2 separate regions of the Homo sapiens genome follow, and region 1 is linked to region 2. The links are chromatin loops, found by intact Hi-C in ENCODE. Cell type or tissue: dorsolateral prefrontal cortex. All regions are shown on one strand. Links, peaks and the distances in the headings refer to the core of each region. The heading gives the core; the rest is flanking DNA. Region 1 overlaps ZNF236 (zinc finger protein 236). Region 2 overlaps MBP (myelin basic protein).

Region 1 (5,371 bases), core at 213-5,212, 110 kb after region 2:
CATATGCATCTTGCTGATATGCGTGTTTAAGCTGCCTAAACTTTTAAATACACAACTACATTCTGTACAGTTATAGGTAGGACCATTCTTGACCTTAAAGAATAAAAAGGAAAAAAATGATGTTTTACAATTAATTGTTAAATTTAAACATCTAAATTATGGCAAATCATAATTTACCATTCCATTCAAAATGACAGAAATAATCTAACCCTTCAACATTACCTTTTTTCTTTTAAATTAGATAGTTCTAGAATCAATGACCCTACTCTTTAAACAATATTGCCGGTATAAGATGAATTGAAATTTCAGTCTTTTCTATAAAATAGAAATTATTCAAGAGTGAGAAAACACATTTTTCAATTATTGTAATTTAACAAAAACAAACTGTCAGGCATAAGATATTCTCAGTTTTTTAAACAGTTGAATACAATGTTCAATAGCAAAGGCCAGACAGTTATATATAAATACATATTACACCAAATATGCTTTCAGATGGCCAAAACCACAGAGGTTAGGAAAGATGGTCATAATGATATATGAACTTTTCATCAATTTTGATATTCTGTATCAACAACTAATTTTCTTTTTTTCTTTTTTTTTTTTGAGATGCTCTGTTGCCCAGGCTGGAGTGCAACAGCGTGATCTCGGCTCACTGCAACCTCTACCTCCCAGGTCAAGTGATTCTCCTGCCTCAGCCTCCCAAGTAGCTGGGATTACAGGCGCCTGCCATCGTGCCCAGCTAATTTTTGTATTTTAGTAGAGATGGGGTTTTGCCATGTTGGCCAGGCTGGTCTCGAACTCCTGACCTCAGGTGATCCACCCACCTCAGCCTCCCAAAGTGCTGGGATTACAGACGTGAGCCACCACACCTGGCCTAACAACTAATTTTTAAAGCTATGATAAATCCAGAAACCATGGAAACCAGTAAAATGAGTAAGAACAGCTGTGAACAGAGAAAATACCTAAAATATTCTTTCTCTATTACTAAAACCCAGTGTTAGTTACTGTAGAACTATGAAGGCTAGCTTGAAAACCCATTGGCCCCTTCCGAACTTGAGTAAGACTTCCATTCTGTTTCTGGTGCCTCTCTAAGAACCAAATTTAGATTCTTACAAAATTGGATAATATTTATGAACCAATCTTTAGAGGCTCTTTCTGGAACAACCCATTCTAGTGCAGGTCCGAGAGCACTTCTCAGTGGCAACAGGTGAGTCTCTGGGCCCTTTAGCATAGGGGGAGTTTTCTAAACTCAGGAGTACTGACAAGTACCTCACAAGGCTCCTCTAAGGTTCCAGTGAGGCATTTCTGTGTGCTACACAAATAGACGATCCTTCCTATGCAATCATCTTCACCCAGAGGCAACACCACAAGAATGACTTACAACAGCCCAAATTTATTCTTCCGAAATCTAAAGGTAACCTCAGTACCTCACTAACACTGACATGCCTTCCTAATGTCTCTGGGTCTTAGATACTAAAAAGATTAACTCATTGAACATGGAACTGTGAATCTGTTCATAAAACTACGTGAGATGTGCAGGGTTTTTTTCTCATTTTAGATTCTCTTTTTCATTTTAGACATTCTGTTTATCTAAGATCAAAGACAGCTTCTACTTGTTTTTATTAAATTTGGATAGTGAGTATTAACTCTAAGTTCACTTCAGTGTTAGTTAAGGTATTATTCTAAGTAAAAAATTAAGAGATACACATTTGCTCCCAAGAATATGATAGTTTTCATTCTGCAAAATCATTCCATAGGATATACTGATCCATGATAAAAGTATTTGTGTTGTTTAAATATTTCTTTGTATTCTACAATTAGAATATAAATCAATAAGTCACGATGGTTAGTTAGAGCAAAGGTTGACCTGCTTTACAGAAATACTTGCAGGATCTACACATCAGTATGCTCTGTAGACAACAGAAAATTACCACAGGAAATCATCATTTTAGTCGAAAGACTGGACAAGCAGCATGGAAGGAAATGAACAAAGCAGGCCTCTGTCCAAGAGGGAACGGACATGTACCATATGAGCTCTGTAGTATTAGCAGTAAGAAAAACACTTTTTTTTCCCAATTTTATTTCTTATCTTTTAATTTCTTACACTTGCCTGTGTTTCAAGTTTGCTAAAGGGATGAAATACATTATTTAGAATGACAGACTATAACTAACAAAGGTATTAGGATTATTTTCAAATATTTATTCCCCAAAGCCATGCTGTCAGCAAGAAGACAAAAAAGATAGTAGTTTATATTTCTTCCACATGTAATAAACCAAAAAAATTCCCACGTATGTATTTTTTAAAACAGGGTCTGCTCGGCACAAAATCAATCTGCATTTTTTTAAATGGAAAAGAATTTCTCAGGTCCGTTTATTAACCCAAAAGATACCTACTGTCCCCTGTGAAATACCGCTTATGCCCCCAACCCGTGTTTACCTCTGAGTGGACTCGCTGCACGTGCGACTGAAGATTCCCTTTCTGAGAGAAGGCGGCAGGACAGAAGGCACAGGCATGGGGTTTTTCACCTGTGTGCTTGATCATGTGGGTCTGCAGTGCCCCCTTCTGGTTAAAAGCCTTTCCACATTCACTACATTTGAACGGCCTTTCACCTAGAGTGGGAGAAAAATGATCAAAATATAATTCCATATTGTATGGGCATCTTACGGATTGAAAAGAACAACACTGAAGTTACCCAAACCTATCCCTCCAGCCAAAATGTCTCCCCAGAACTCTAGATGCATATATACAAGTGTCTACTTTAAATCTCAAAATTAACATGTCAAAACTGCACTTGACCATCTCGCAAACTGCTCCACCTGTGGGCTTCCCCAGGCAATGCCATCCTTCCAGGGGATCAGGCAATGCCATCCTTCCAGGGGATCAGGCAAAAAACCTTGGAGTCATCCTTATCTTTGGTTTCTCTCACGTCTCACACTCAATAATAACTTCAAAATACACCCAGAGCAGCCCTGCTTCCCGTCCACAACCACCACCCCAGGGTAAGGCACTCCCCTATCACTCAAAGCTCCTGAAACCACCCCCAGCTTGACTCACTGCTTCCACCCTGGCCCCTTCCTAGGCTGCTCTCAAAACAACAGACAAAATGACCCTCTTTAAGTCTGAGCAAGTCACTTGTCTGCTGAAAACCCTCAATGGCTTCCAATCCCCCCTAGAGTAAAATCGAAGTTCTTCTAATACTCAGTAGAGGAGGCGCCAGTGCAGTGCTTCGCACACCAGCTGTTGTCAGCTCCCCTGCCCCTGCTCTCTTGCTCCCTCTACCCACTTCTGCCACCGCCCTCAGACACACCAGGCAGGTTTCTCCACTTCCGGGCCTCTGAAATCCGCCGCCTGGGCGGTTCTTGCCCCAGTATCCCCAAGACTTGCTCTCTCAGATTCTTCAGGCCTTTGCTCAAAATCGTCTTTACACTGAGGACTTTCCGGTCCATTCCATTTAACATTAAAATCTCCTGTGTCCTCCCTGGGAACCCCTAGCCCCCTTCTCTGCTTGATTTTTCTGCAGACTTCTCAGCATTTGACCTTTTACATTTTACTTAATGTCCACCTCCCCTCCCTAGAATGCACGCTCCAAGAAGGCAAGTGCTTGTGCGCTGCGGCTCTTCAGCACCTAGAACAGGGCCCTGTGCACACTAGCATGCAGTACGGATCTGATGAATGAAGGAATGAGCAAAAAGACAAAATCGAGTTAGGTTAGAACCTAACTGCAAGGCTACTTAAATTTCTAGTCTTACTAAATTTTCACTCCCTAAGAAACAGAAAGCAGCTGAGTTCATAATAACATCAGATCCCTGCTTCTCTGAACAGCTTTAGGGTTAAATAAGTGAATGAGATATAACAAGCTTGGGGACAGTACACAAATGGTAAAAATCCCTGCTTTAACTCGGAGGGGGCAAGGGTGTGAAAGAGGAGGACAGACAGTCAGGAGGCACAGTGAGAGTGTGGCCCGGTCACGGCTCTGCCTGCATGGGGACAGGAGAGGAGGACAGGCGGGCAGGAGGCACAGTGAGAGTGTGGCCTGGACATGGGACTGCCTGCGTGGGGACAGGAGAGGAGGACAGGCAGGCAGGAGGCACGGTGAGTGTGGCCCAGTCACAGCACTGCCTGTGTGGCGACAGGAGAGGAGGACAGGCGGGCAGGAGGCACAGTGAGAGTGTGGCCCGGTCACGGCTCTGCCCGCATGGGGACAGGAGAGGACGACAGGGGGGCAGGAGGCACGGTGACAGCGTGGCCCAGTCACAGCACTGCCTACGTGGGGACAGGAGAGGAGGGCAGACAGGAGAGGAGGGCAGGCAGGCAGGAGGCACGGCGAGAGTGTGGCCCAGTCACGACACTGCCTGCGAAGAGATACCCTTCCTGTTCTAGATGACGATGCTGCAATGTACTCAGCCTCCTTTGGACAGGAGCCCTGCTGGGGCATACACAATCCAGGCATGGTCCAGCAGGATTCTGGTCACCCCCCTCACATCATCACACACACTGTGAGGCACAGCTATTGGAAGACCAAGCCCAGAACACGGAATTGCCTGAACAGCAAGCAGGCACTCCCTGCCACCTCCACCCGGGCCCGCCAGCCTCCTGTTTAAACCACACCGGCCTACGTGACTCCTGGGGCTGGGACCTGCTGCTCTCTCCAGGCAGCTCACAAGCCAATTGGAGCAAGTGACACATGCTTCAAGTTCAATGCAGGAGGAGTAGCATCACAGAATCCCAAAATGACACCTAAGTATGTGATTCTACACGCATGTGTCTCTCTAGGAGTGAGAGTATGCTCATGATGTCGGTATATTTATGTACGCGTAAAAAACATCTAATGGGGTAGATATCAAACTGTTAAAGGTAAATGACAACTGAGAAGTGAACACGAGAAGGATTTGCTTTACTTTTTACTTTATCTCTACTTTGGGTAAAGTTTATAACTTTTTAAACTATTTTTTCATTGATTAAAACTTCAAAGACTACACATTAAAGCTGAATACTCTACAGACACAATGTATTAGCACATTTACAAAGGCATTGTTTTCTTTCTCTCTTACTCTAGAAAATAAATAAAAACTGATGCTCTAAAAATATTAACTTTATGCTGACATATAAACATTGAAATCATCTGAATGACTCCACAATACTCTACATAGAAATATTCACTAAAACTCTGAAAAATAAAAAAAAAGCAATGTAACATAATAGAACTGCTTGACAAACAATAGCAGCCAAGCAAAATAGCTGTGAGATTTCTTACTTTATCACTATAAAAGAAAACCAAATCAAGAAATACAGAAGAAAACAAAAGGACAAAGCATGGATCATTTTAATTGCAAACCTCAAATACTAAAAATATTCGTACAATTTTCCTTT
Region 2 (5,371 bases), core at 172-5,171:
GCCATCAGGGAGTGAGCATGAACCTGGAAACCTCTAGGACGCAAGAGCGAGGCTGGCTGTCCCCTCGTGTGCAGTGCTTAGACCTTCTTGCCACACATCCCGTCCCTCACCTCACTGGATAGCCCCCGAATCAACTGTTCACACGAAAGCAGCTGCCTGGTTCTGAGTGGCCATGCTCACTCCCAAGCACAGGCTGAATGAAAAGAAAACTGTGCAAGTAGCTTGTATGGTGGGAAGCCCCCAGCAGAGGCTGAGGGTGCAGCCAGGTGCTCTGGAAGCCTTGAGGCCTCTGGTGTCATCTTCCTCACCTCTAAATAAGAGATGGGCTAGGTTGGTCAAGGTCCTCCCTGTCCTAAAACACTTTAATGAAATGGAAGAAAGGCTGCAGGCTGATAGAGGAGGGACAGTCTGGTTTGGTTCCCTCAAGTCTTCAGGAGAGGGCTCAAGGACAGTCTCCCATTTCTTGTTGGCAAAATGTAAAGTGCAGTCTGGACCCTGTCCATTGAGTAGAGACTCAGGAGGCCAACCAAGATCCCTGAAAAGCTAACAGCGTGGTCAGCCTTCCCACAGACAGTGCACCCACCGTGGGAGGACACTTCGCCCCCCATTGTTAACGTCCACCGCGCCCAGACTCCCACAGCGAGCTCCTTCCCTTCCTCCCCATGTTTGCAGTGGAGTTCCCACTCGAGAAGACAGCACAGTAGCAAGTAGAGGCTGGTCCTGGGACACTCGCACCCATGTGTGTCAGGAAGCCCCTGCGGTCACACGGCCCATGAGGAAGCCAGAGGGGCTGCTGGGGCTGATGAGGCCAGGGCAGGGCGGCCTGCTCTTCCATAAATGACAGCTGGCACCAAAGCCCAGAGCTGGCAGCCTCCACCTGAGGAGTGGCATCTCCATGAACGGCTTGTGTTCTCGCACAGCCCCATTGCGTAGATGAGGAAACTGAAGCTCAGAGAGGTTCCTGCCCTTGCCCAAGGCCACACAGCCGGATGAGCTAGAAAGGTGCTAGGGGACTGGGAGGTGGGGGAGCTGAGACGCTGTCCCGCTGCTGCCAGGATGCGGCCGCCCCCCGTGCCAGCCAGGCCTGCCTCCTCCCTCTGTCCGGCTCAGCAGCCCCGGCCTCCTGTTGCTCCCAGTCCGAGCTATGGCCAAGGGAGACTGATTCCTGCTCACCCTGGGAGAGAGCTCAGGATTTTGTCTCAAAACCTTATAAAAGATACGAGGCTCGACATTTTACTAAGGCCGAGGACTCTTGATCTCCCAGACAGATCCTAGAACCACAGGGCACATGTGACCAGAATCCAATCTGTGCAAATCAATCAGCAAAAGGAGCCCCCAGCAAAGGCGCAGGCCGGGGCCTCCGGGGACCGGCACCTACACAGCGCACAGCCCCCCAGGGTCCGAGTCCTCCAAACCCGTGTAGGCAGGAGCCTCCTTACCTTGATTTGCTTGATGTTTGCTAATCTTCTCTTGAACACCCCACAGCGTGAAGGTAAGCAACTGTTCCCTAAACGACTTAGATCCTTAAAATATGTGTGGTTGGGCCGCATATCTCATGAGAGAGCCTCCGCCCAAACCAGAGCCCTCCTCTCTCTGCGGCCAACACCCTGGTAGACCTGGGGGAGCAGCCTCTCCCGCCCCCACCCCCTCAGCGTGGTGCTGGCCCGTGGCTCCTGAACCACTCACCAGTCCAGTCCGGGGCCTGGGCCCTTCCCCGGGGCCCTGGTGGCAGCTCCCAGTGGCTCAAGCAGCGTGCCCAGCACCGCGGGTGGAGGTTGAGCTCCGTGGTCTTCTCTTGCAGGGGGCCGAAGGCCAGAGACCAGGATTTGGCTACGGAGGCAGAGCGTCCGACTATAAATCGGCTCACAAGGGATTCAAGGGAGTCGATGCCCAGGGCACGCTTTCCAAAATTTTTAAGCTGGTAAGGTACCCTCTGCTCAGCTCCACTGAGCGGGGACTAAGGGCTCCCAGAATCCCCAACTAAGCTGAGTACAAGGGTGGCTGCCGCCTCTGGCTCAGCCGCACTGTACCCTGGACGTGCTCTGTCCCAGCAGGCGTGCAGGGGCTCAGGTGGCATTGCCCACCCGCATTTACGCGTGGATTTCCTCCGAGATGCATGTGAAGCCGGAGGTGCTTGAGGAAGGGCTGCGCCTGGGCTGGTTCAGGGGCCCTGGAGCAGGCGACTGACCTTGACTCTGGGGCAGGGCCCAGCTGGAGTCCAACTTGCTCATGCCCAGGGGTTGGGGCCCTCAGGGAGCTAAAGCAGGAGTCAAGCAGACGTGGGTGTCGGGGGGAGATCCCTGGAGCCACGGGAGGGAATGCCCAGGAGACCTCCAGGGAGTGGGGAGTGTCCCGTCGGCTCATGAGGACCTGGAACCAGACCCAGGACGAATGCCAGGCCCGCTGTTTATAAGCTCTGTCTCTGAGACTTGGTTTTCTCATCTGTAAAATGGAGGTAACCCGCCCACTCAGCTCACAAAATCGCTGTGAAAGTAAAAGGTAGTGACAAACACAAAACGCGGCTGGCAGGTGCGCGGCTCGGATTCCTTAGATAAGCAGTCACCTTTATTATTGTTAAACGTCACCCAGAAAACCCTTAACTCTTAGACAGCGGCTCTCATTAAGCAAAAGGGGAGGCACATGAAGCTCCAGGCAGGGCCGGGAGGGAACCGTGAAGCCAAAGGCTCTGGGAGCCCCCAGGCACCTGCGTTTGCATTTTCATCCTGGAGGAGACCAGGCTTCTGGGGCTGCTCCCCGGGGTGCAGAGAGGAGGGGTCTTTCTTGGTGTGTAACATACTCATTGATTCAGTCACCTGACCTTTGACTCCATGTATTTTGTTGAGTCTGGATGTGTGGTGTGCTCTGCCCAGCAGCGGGGATCCACATGAGCACAGACATGGTCCCCCCGCGTCCTTGGTGAGTGCAGAACCTCTGCCGTGAGCCTCGATTCTGGGAGGTTCTGGGAGGTTCTGTGGACAACAGGCAATTCAGGGCACAGCCCCTGCTCTTAAGGATAGCCGGTCTTAGGAGAAGCTTTTAATATGTGAAGTGAGCAGGGAGTAACTGAGCTGCTAAGTAAGCAGCTTTATGTCAGATGAAGTGGTAGGCAGGATCCACTCCTCAACGTAAATTCTGAGTTAAGAAAAAAATTCTCCAAATATTCAAGTCTCAGGGCCATCATGCTGTACATTGCCGCAGTTCTGGGATGTGGCCACAAGAGGGCGGAGATGAGGCTCCCCGGGGAGCAGTGTCTGAACCCAGCACTGCAGTCAGGACGGCCCCGCCCCACCTGGCCAGCACGTCACCTGCCTCTGAATCGCCTGGGATGCACGCCCAGACCCCTATCTGCGCTCCGCCACAGCCTCACTGAGTCAGAATGTCCAAGGGCGAACTAGGTGTTGCTAGTTGTGATGATTTTGCAGACACCGTGCTCACCTGGGAAACACGGATTCATCCCATCTGGAAAACTAATTACTCCACTACCAGCTTAAGGACTGTTAGACACACCGGGAGAGCTGAGTGCTGGCTCAGAGTTGATGGGAGGGCCCAGATGAGTGAGGGGCCCCATTTAGCAAATATTGTCCTTGCAATATATGCAAGGCTTACAACCAGTCACTCAAAGATGCTTGCAAGGCCAGAGCTTACCAAGACCACCCTGAGGAACAGAAAGCTGCATTTAGATCTGCACATTTACTGTGTGCAAATATAACCAGTGTACTATACACATGTGTTTCCTGAAATAAGTTCAGTATTTTCCCTGAACTTTTTTGTAAGAAGCTTTTAAAAATTATTTAATTTCTGTAGAGTTCAAGGGAAGCTTCTATGTATCAAAGCAAATTTCAAATCATATGGTTGTAATTAAATTTTACTGCATAAAAAGTTCATAACTGGCCTACTATGGCCATATGGCTGAATTAGTTGACTTGGAGCACTTCCAATAGATTAATAAATCAGCTCCCCCAGAAATGAGGGGGTCTAGAGGCAGGCAGATGGAGAGGACAGGGACTTCATAGCATTTAACATCATTTTACCATCTTTCCTTCCTGTTCTTTTTGGTGCTGTTGGAAATCAGTAGTGAGAGGAAAACACTCAAATCTGGAAGTCTAGCGCTGTCGGTAGGAACTGGGTAGAAAAAACTATGCATGTCCCCCCATCACTCGGAAACTACATCAGAACATCATAGGAGCATCCTGTTTCCATGTGCATTAGTTTCCACGAACATACATGTGAATGTTTTCCCACCTGTAGTGTTGCTGTGGAGTTGTGAGATGTCAAAGTGGAGGCAAGAGTATCTGCCTTTTGCAGTAGGCTCTGTTCTTTTCCTGTCCTGAGAGAGGAGGTCAGTCTAACCCTCACCTTGTGAGTTCAGCCTTATACTGACCTGAGCCCAGGGTGGATCAGATGCTGAGATCATGTGACTCCAAGTTGCAAGACACGTAATAGAGAGAAGCGTGACTGTTGCATCCATGCAGGCTCTAATCCTGGCTCCTTCGGGCTGGCTGAGCTTTGGCTCCTGAGCTATAAAGAGAGGATGATAGGAACACCTACTCCAGGAGGTGCTGTGAGCACAAAAGAGAAAACGGGGAAAAACGGGTTTCCTGCATGGTCAGTGCTCAACAAATTGTAGTTTCAATGATAAAAAGTAAAACCAATACACCCACCATTTTCAATGTCAAAAGGGGGCATCAAGAAAGTTAAGATTGTACCTCGGTAGGTTACCTTGCCAGAGGCTGCAGGGAACTTACTCCATTTCAGCACAGAAGCACTTTGTTTCATAGGACAGTGGTTCTACCACTTTCCAGGAAGTCCAAAGGCTGATCTCTTGGAAATGCAGCAAAAGGTGAGGTGAGTGCCAACTTCTGGGCTACTCCAGAGGGCAGCTCCAATGCCAGAGATGTTCAAGTTAAGCCAGGATCAAACAGGAAAAACCCACGCTCCCGAGGGAGAGGCTGGCCCTCGAGGGGCAGGGCCCTGCACCTGTCAGTCCCCAGGCCGGCAGGAGGCCTCCACGGTATGTGAGAAAGCTGCCTGTCTTGGGAGGGAAATCTCACTAGATGGTTCCTGAAGCGGCTTCGCAGGCTAGCATTTCATAAACGTTTTCACTTGTGAAAACAAAAATCCCTTGAGTGAGTTGTGTAAGCACAACATAGAGGCTTGTTTATAATGCTACGTATGTACTTGGAAAACCCCCCAAGAAGTCAGAACTGTCACCTTGGTCTGTTAGCTGCGTTACTTGGAAGGATTCTTGGCGTCTGCGCTCTGGTTATTTGTGTTACTGGGCAGTGTGGAAGACGTAGAATTAGATGAGGACAGTGTTGGTTCGTTGCTGATCGGCCACGGTAAAGAGCATATTTCTTTTCTATCTTGCTTT

The links. Peaks named below come from ENCODE experiments on the same cell type or tissue, not always from the same donor. Only the 100,000 strongest peaks of a DNase experiment are listed, where the experiment ranks them.
Region 1: a loop joins it to region 2, with 2.8 times the contacts of the local background. A loop is called at or near these places in 19 of 110 quality-filtered maps.

Annotation. Positions count from the first base shown.
Region 1 is chr18:76,872,731-76,878,101 of GRCh38, reverse strand. ZNF236 (zinc finger protein 236) reads right to left here. Exons shown (of 31, transcript NM_001306089.2): 6 at 2,438-2,610; 7 at 1-93. Among named protein-coding and RNA genes, the nearest start is that of ZNF236, 53 kb to the right of the region's middle. In dorsolateral prefrontal cortex, for the core only: CTCF peaks have their summits at 2,344 and 2,543 (motif pointing left); a DNase peak (open chromatin) is centred at 2,521.
Region 2 is chr18:76,981,325-76,986,695 of GRCh38, reverse strand. It overlaps MBP (myelin basic protein), which reads left to right. Exons shown (of 9, transcript NM_001025101.2): 8 at 1,802-1,921. It overlaps MBP-AS1 (MBP antisense RNA 1), which reads right to left. Exons shown (of 3, transcript XR_935667.3): 1 at 4,720-5,371; 2 at 4,382-4,518; 3 at 2,544-2,969. Among named protein-coding and RNA genes, the nearest start is that of MBP-AS1, 3.6 kb to the right of the region's middle. RefSeq lists enhancers at 3,065-3,154, 2,954-3,803, 5,329-5,371. In dorsolateral prefrontal cortex, for the core only: CTCF peaks have their summits at 3,018 and 3,217 (motif pointing right); a DNase peak (open chromatin) is centred at 3,235; H3K4me3 peaks cover 773 bases; H3K27ac peaks cover 5,000 bases.